Linked DNA regions of Homo sapiens: region 2 is linked to region 1. A link is an interaction called in ENCODE POLR2A ChIA-PET data of the cell type or tissue named here. Cell type or tissue: Caco-2. All regions are shown on one strand.

Region 1 (4,000 bases):
CCCAAAGTGCTGGGATTACAGGCGTGAGCCACCGCGCCTGGCCGGGTCAGGCTCTTTCTAATCTGTTTAAAACCATATCACCCAGAAGGTATTCAGTATATACTTATTTAAATGAATTGAAAGTCATATGAGCAGCATGGACTTACTACTTTAAAAACCACATTATTAGAAACCTAACACCTTGGAAGCTCTGCATATTCTGAATGAAGAATATACTAAACCACTCAGAGGGAAATAGTTATTAACCATTTTACCACAGACGACTAAACAACTACCATGGCCCTTCCCTTGTTTCAGCTGGTCTGGGTCTTAAAAAGACTTTGGAAAACCCAATCTACCCTCCTCTAGCAGCAAATCAATTCCCACAGTCAGCCAGGAGGTTCTAACCACTGCCCTACCTCTTTCAACAAGGAACAAGCCCTAGATTTTTGCTGTTTCTAAAAATATGCAGCTTTTAAATATATCCATCATTTTGGTGCTCTCTACTGCAGAGCTTAATAAAAGCAAAGCCACTGAAATTCAGGAGATGTCACAGCTCAAAGTACTCCCGTGTCAAGCAGAATGTCTGGGCATGACTGATGGCATAATTTCCCCACAGAACAACAGTCTTGTCCCACGTCAAGGAAACATACATAAAAACACGCAAAGTTCTCACAAATAAGATCCTCTGCGTTTTAGCTAGAATGGCAACAGTGATCTTTGTGGATGTTTTTTTTCTTTTTTAAGAATGGACTTGAAGCCAAGAATTTGAGACCAGCCTGGGCAACAAAGTGAAACCTTCCACAAAAAAAAAAAAAAAAAAAAAAATTGCCAGGCTTGGTGGCACATGCCTGACATCTCAGCTACTCAGGAGACTAAGGTGGAGGATCTCTTGAGCCCAGGAGGTTAAGGCTGCAGTCAGCTGTGATTGCACAATGGCACTGCAGCCTGGGCAACAACAGAGCGAGACCATATCTTAAAACAAAAAAAAAAAAAAAAAAAAAGGAATGCAATACCATTGTCACAAAAATAATGGTTTATCTTCATTAAAAAAATTCTTTACGAGGCAGGCGGATCACTTGAGGTCAAGAACACAAGACCAGCCTGACTGATGTGGCGAAACCTTGTCTCTACTAAAAATACAAAAATTAGTCGCTGTGGTGGCGCATTCCTGTAATCCCAGCTACTCAGGAGGCTGAGGCAGGAGAATCACTTGAACCAGGCAGGTGGAGGTTTCAGAGAGCGGAAATTGCGCCACTGCACTCCTGCCTGGGAAACAGAGCAAGACTCTGTTTCTAAATAAATAAATACATAAATAAGTAAGTAAAAAAATTCTTTTGCATTCATGTTCACATTTAATAGCTAGCTGAGCTATACCCTGAGACCTAAACAACCCCGAGCTCCTTTATCTTAAATTCTCGTCTTATGCCAAGGTCCAGTGTTTGGTTCATTTCCCTCATCTGAGAAAGACTTGGTCAACAAAAGGCAGTACAGGAAATAGTGCTGATGCTATGCTGGAGGCCCACACTGCCTTTATTTTCACCCCCACCAAAAACCCTTGGGCAACTGGTACAAGTCAATGATTCACCAAATCCCAACTCTAAGCTTTACTGGATGTCCTTAAACTCCCCTTGTGGTTGCTCAGAGATCAATGATTAGCTGTCACCACCTCACAGGAATCTGGCACACTCCTGTTTCTCAAAAGGGGCCCTGAAATTGAGCACTCCACTGCTCAGGTGGGACCAGCTGAATTTTAATAGATGTACGTACAGTTGCAAAGCTTAGAGAGGCAGGACTTCTGTAGTGGATAATTGTGTACTAGACCTTGGGAATCCCACGGAATGAGAGATTTTCTGTGAACCCATTATCTTATCTTATTACACGTCAGACTCCAAAAGAAGGGGAACTAGGAAACCAAATGACTCAATGCTGGTAGAAACAAATGCAGGGCCTCCAGCCTTCTCTACAAGCACTCTATCCTGCTGGGAAACTGATGAAAGCCAACCACAGACATGATGCCCTGAAGAACTTGGTACCTGAGCCAGACCCTGAGGTGGAGAGATCGTAGACAAGATCCTGGAGCGTCTTGTCTTTGGAGAGACACATCTCACATGAGGGATCTTCCATGTCCAGTCTCTGGCGGTTGTGATAGACACGCTGATGATAGTTAATGACAAGGAAAACAATGATGATGATGAGGAACAGGAGGAACACCGGGCCGGCGATGATGCCTACCAGCTCCACCGGGCCCCACATGGACGGGTGCTCAGGCTCCTTGAGGTGACCTGAGTCAAGTGAGAGAGGAGAGGGAAAGAATGAGAAGTAAAAACAAGGGAAAGAGTAAAAACACCCCCCTCAAAGTGAAGAGTGAAAAAGACCCCTTTCCCTGTCGATGTGTTCAGGCTCCCTTGATCTCTCTAATCTTCTGGGCTAGTCTTGCTGCCTAGATGCTCTCAAATGCCCAACTTCTTTAGTTAAGGCACCTCTTTCCACAGTCAAACCCACAACCCACTTTGTCACCTCACGCATTTCGTGGTACTATCCCCGCCTCAGGCCCCTACACAGATGCCTGTTTCTGCCCTTTAACTTCCCACAGCTCCTCTAAGCTCTGCTTTAGTTTCTCTCCTTTTCCTGTGGGCTCCACAGTAATGCCTCCTGAATGGTAGGCTTGCAAAAGGATGGTATGTGGTGTTTCTCGGCTTTGGTCACTGGCCTTTTCCTATTCTGGTCCCTCCTCACATCTAACCATCATCCTCCCTTGAGGAGTCACCTTTGCTCGGCTCTGGGGCCATCTCTTTCTGGATCAGTCCCACATCCTCCCGTGGGAATCCCTGCCTGGTTCTTCCACTCCTCACCGCTGCCTATGGCTGCTAAGCCACTACTCTAAACACTGCGGGCACCTCTGGGACTAACTTGAAAATCTGCTTCCTCACCCTCTAATCTACAAAAGCAACTGCTGAGAAACCCCAGCCTTTGTCACCTTCGGGAACATCCAAAAGGCATCTTTATCGTCAAACCAAGTGAGTGGGCAAGAGTAGAAAAAAATGAAATGACGGGGTACCCTATCTCCAAGCTGAGCCACTAGCCCAACAAGGGCATGCACTCACCACTGGGCACCCTCAAGTCGATCCTGTTGCAGTAGTCAGTGTAGCAGCAGTGGGTGTTGCGCAGGTCCTCCGAGCTCAGGCAGTAGAAGGGCTTCCCGGCAGGGACCAGCTCCACTTTGGGGATGCAGGTGCGCACATGGTGCTCCATCCCATCCAGATTGAAAATGGAAACCATGCAGGCCCCATCTGTCTCACACGTGTAGTTGGCCTGGAGGCAGCTGGTGCACGCACACAGCAGAGCTGCAGGAAATTGGGGAGCAGACATTGACATCAATGGTGAGATCTTTTGCAGGTCCTTTTCCAAACTTAGAATATAATCCCTTAGCATACTTGATGTTCCAAAACAGTTTTTATAGAGATGGGGCCAAAAAGATATCCTTAACTGAGCACAACTTCACCTGTTTATTTAGCTCACAAACAAGGCTTTTGAAGCTCCACTATTATCCTCTAAGTGCTCTACTTTATGCCTGTGAGAGACAGAGGAACTACCTTTTCTTCAAATTGAGATGCCTGACAAGAGGAAAGCATCTTCCTTTTGGAGAATGTGGGGCTGCCCCCCACTTCATGCAGAGCCACCTAGGGTTCCTGGAGCTATCACCAGCCCTATCTCCCCCAGCAGGAACCAAGCACACCCACGGCTTCCTGCAGCATGCATGCTCTCACACATTCTTTTGCTGCAATGCTTTTTTCCTGCCTACTTCTTACATATCCTTCAAAATTCAACTCAAATGTCACTTCTTTTGAAAAGCTTTCCCTGACCACTCCATTATTGTCCTCCTGCCTTTAGAAGTCCAAGTCAGGTGCCCCTCTCATTCACGAGGGGCAAAAATGATATCCTCCAAAGAGAACTTGAGAGCCTCCCTCATGAAGTTATTGTGAGAATTAAGTGAGATAATGCATTAAAAGTGCACAAT
Region 2 (4,000 bases), 510 kb after region 1:
ATAGGACCAGAGTGTCCTAGATGGTTGAAAACACAGCCAGGTACCGTGTTTCTTTTCCAAGTGATCCAAACCATATTGAACACATAAAGAAATCATAATCTCTTAAGTTGAAATCTAGGAAGTAAGTAGGCTCCTGGATCTTTATGATACAGTGTGAGACACTTCTGGATCTGAAAGGAATGATTAATATATCTTCACCTAATAATTCCTAAGAGTTGCCTGTACATACTTTCAGAGAAAGAGAGTCCTTCATTTCAACAAAGGACAGAGTCCATTCTCTCACTTGATAACATAGTCCAGAGGCTCACAAAGTCCTTGCAAAAAGAAGTTCCTCCCCATAACTAACTCAAATTCTCCCTGCTACATTTGCAGCCCATTTTTGTTTCAGTGCCTAGAACCAAAAGACATGGTCTGGAAAGCATTTCTTGAGTCCCCTTCGTGTTTCACTTCTAGTCGATCTTCTCTGTCAACACTTTTGATTGTTCTCCTCTGGCAGCCCTCCAATACTCCTTGTCTGTATCTGAGATCCGTTTCCTAAAGGGCAAGACACTTCTTGACCAGAAGCTGTAAGCACTGCCTAGCACTCTACATCAGCAATTAAACTCAGGCCCTTTGCTCAATTTTTAAAAATAAGCAGAAAGCACACTTACTAATAGAGGCTAAGGTGGTCCAGCTGGCTGTGCATGTGGATGGGGTAGGTCTCTGCCAGGTGAATCAGTTTTTCTATTGCTTCATAGATGAAAATAATGCAAATTAGGGAGGCAAATGCTTCTTCAGTGAAACGGGTAATGTAGCAGACAAGGGAACTGGCATCAGTTGCCACAAGGACAATACACAGGAAAGCGGTCCACAGTCCAATACAAGCTCGCAGGGAGAGGTATGAAAGAGCATAGTCTCTGAAACAAGACCAAAGTTCATCAGAACGCATGGATGGATGGCATTAAGAGACAAGGAGTCAGAAATGTGGTTAATTCATTTCATCTAAACAAGCACTGGAACCCAGTTTATCCCTAATTCTGATTGTATTTTCCTTCTAAATAGTGCTCTGGCACAGTTATGATACAGATTTGCCTCACAGGATATGCGCAAGGATACGAAAACTAAAAAAAGAAATTGTCTCATATACATTCCTGCCATTACTACCTAATGTAATTATGATCTTATTCTTGCAGTTAAGAAAAAAAGGGGCTGGCCATAGTCCCATGAGCTGCTACTTGAAATATAAAAGGAAAAAAGAAAAGATTGTATAGGAAAATTAGGGAAACCAGAGCACTCTTGTGCCCCACTATCAATAGCAAAAAAACAAAACAAAACAAAAAAAAACAGCAGGGGGAGGATATTAGGCCAAATTAAAAATTGACTCACAATGGAAATGGAGAAGTTTGAATTAGCTAGGGAAAGTCTTTTTAAAGATAAAAAGTCAAGACTTCAATAATGGCTGAGGAATATTAATCAAGCTCTTTAACAATAGGAGATCTGCTATTTTGGGTATGGTGCTACCCGGGGGCAGGACAACAGACCAAATGATGGTCTCCTTTCAGGTTTCTTACAATCCAAAATGATATTGCCTGTCTGTACTGAGTAGAACCCTGACATTTAATCCTGGCAGCATAATCACTAAATCTGGTTAGAGTTTTCAGAAAAACAAATGTCTTACTTGCAGAATTTGAACAAAATCTTTTCAAACACAAGCACTGGTCCAGTACTTCCCAGGATGGTGAGAGCCTGTCCCGCAAACAAGGAATAAGCAATCCCAGTCATGGAAGCTCCAAACAAGGATTCAATTGCACTCTGAGAGGAAAAAAAGTCATCACTGAGTCCATAGCCCATCAGTACAGAGTAATGTTGGCTTAGCTACATTCCTGACTTTGCTCTCCTGTGTGCCTTGATGGCCATTTGCTTGTATTTCATCTTAGCAAGAGTGATGTGTACACACCATGTAATACTCCTGTAAACAGATACTACTTTAATAATTCAGGTGCCCAGCTCCATTGACACATGATTCCTTAACTAACTCCTATTCTTCAGTGACTCAATTCAGTATTTGAAAATATACAGAAAGCACAGTGATACCATTCACACTACAAGCTCACATACAGAGTCATTTTAAATCTTATTTTGAAATGGCATCAATATATCCATTTTCCATCACTGAGGCAACAGAAAATTCAACTGGGCAACCAGCTACTGAAGCTGATGTTCAAGCAGAAGAGTCTGTTCTAAAGAGAGGACTGTGTTGCTCTTTGGTGTGATGTCAGAAGACCATGGTAATTCAGAGGAAAAATCCAATCTCTTCAGTCCTAGACCAAGTAATTTCCCCCACAGTGGACCTGGCTGCCGCCACAATATTTTAGGTCTTGTTTGGGATCATTAGAAGTGGTTAAAAGTCCTTACTATGCGTCCCTCAGTGGCTTCTCCAAGCAGTCCCCCAAAGGTGATGACAGGTGACATGCAGGCACAGTACAGGAACAGAAAGGAAGCCAAACACTGTAAGCTGAGTGCATCTCGGTAGTCGCTCCAGTACCAGGGGGCCTTCCGCTTGATGTCCAGCACCAAGCCCCCAAATAGCCTGTGGAAACACAACAGACAGGCTTCTAACACAGTCCGTCTTCCCTAAAAGCATGTAAACAGCACACATTTGAAAGCATTTCAAATGTGCTCTGTTCAGCGGTAAGACTTTGGCTTCAGTTTGACCCCAGTACAGATAACTCTCTTAGGTCAGCAGAGAGTCTCTTTGCAACCAAGGGTATGACTTAGGTAAATTTGAATGAATATCCTAAACATACAAAGAATTAATTTAGATATGCGTATTATCCATTCAATAAAAAGTTCAAAAAAATTAACACGAAAGCAAGTATTAGCTTCAGACTTTAAATTCTGAGCTGTTAGGAGGAAATGTGCAAAACCAACTTAAGGTATTAAAATTACTAGTTTTATTAAATGTTTTCTAGATAAAAAAGCCCCTATCACATGTACTTTCTTACTCTGAACAACTACCCCCCTTACTTGTGAGAAATGTATATAATAATTCATTCATGCAATTGACAAGTAGCAGCAGATACTTGGTGCCAAGCACTGTGCCAGGTACTGGAGATGCGGCAATGAGCAAGACATGAACAGCCCTGCTCTCCAGGACCAAGTCTAGTGCAGGAGACAGGCAGTATTGTGAGGGTGCTATGGTGGCATAGAGCAGGGAGGGGCATTTCAGCCATGACTTCAGGCAGGGACTGGGAGTTAAGCAGATGAGGCAGAGGGGCCAACATGGGTGACACTTAGAGGTGAGAGTGCTTGGTGGATCAAGGTGCTGAGAGATATGAGTGGATAATACAGTGTGAAGGGTGAATGCCAATAGACAAGGCTGGAGAAGCTAAGTCAAAAAGGCCTTAAAAAATGGTTTTATTCATTATTTTTATATATTTTTTTGAGACGGAGTCTCACTCTGTTGCCCAGGTTGGAGTGCAGTGGCGCCATCTCTGGTCACTGCAAGCTCCGCCTCCTGGGTTCACACCATTCTCCTGCCTCAGCCTCCCGAGTAGCTGGGACTGCAGGCACCTGCCACCATGCCCGGCTAATTTTTTTGTAGTTTTAGTAGAGTCGGGGTTTCACCGTGTTAGCCAGGATGGTCTCGACCTCCTGACCTCATGATCTGCTCGCCTTGGCCTCCCAAAGTGCTGGGATTACAGGCATGAGCCACCACACCCGGCCAGAAATGGTTTTAAGGAATTAAAACTTTATCCTAATAGCATGTCAAGTTACTGAAGAACTATAAACAGAAGAGTGACATAATCAAACATACATTCTGGAAGGACCACTCTGTGGTAGTATAATGAATGGAGCATAGATTAGGATGAGAAGTGGATGGATTCAAGAGCTAATCAGGAGGTAGAATCAACAGGACTTGGTGGCAGGACTTCAGGGCCCCTCTCCTCTTCTCAAAGATGAGACAGACCAAGACCAAAATATCCCTAAGGAGGAGATGTGTTCCCAATTCAATCACTTT

Evidence for each region. ChIA-PET counts read pairs that join two places held together with the same protein. Peaks named below come from ENCODE experiments on the same cell type or tissue, not always from the same donor. Only the 100,000 strongest peaks of a DNase experiment are listed, where the experiment ranks them.
Region 2: POLR2A ChIA-PET joins it to region 1 with 16 read pairs; 1 of 35 experiments calls an interaction of 5 or more read pairs at or near these places.

Annotation. Positions count from the first base shown.
Region 1 is chr12:51,974,591-51,978,590 of GRCh38, reverse strand. It overlaps ACVR1B (activin A receptor type 1B), which reads right to left. Exons shown (of 9, transcript NM_004302.5): 2 at 3,087-3,326; 3 at 2,016-2,264. Among named protein-coding and RNA genes, the nearest start is that of ACVR1B, 25 kb to the right of the region's middle. In Caco-2, CTCF peaks have their summits at 1,529 and 1,732; DNase peaks (open chromatin) are centred at 979, 1,180 and 1,560.
Region 2 is chr12:51,468,183-51,472,182 of GRCh38, reverse strand. It overlaps SLC4A8 (solute carrier family 4 member 8), which reads right to left. Exons shown (of 25, transcript NM_001039960.3): 12 at 2,395-2,569; 13 at 1,658-1,791; 14 at 651-896. Among named protein-coding and RNA genes, the nearest start is that of SLC4A8-AS1, 45 kb to the right of the region's middle. In Caco-2, a CTCF peak has its summit at 3,449; a DNase peak (open chromatin) is centred at 1,862.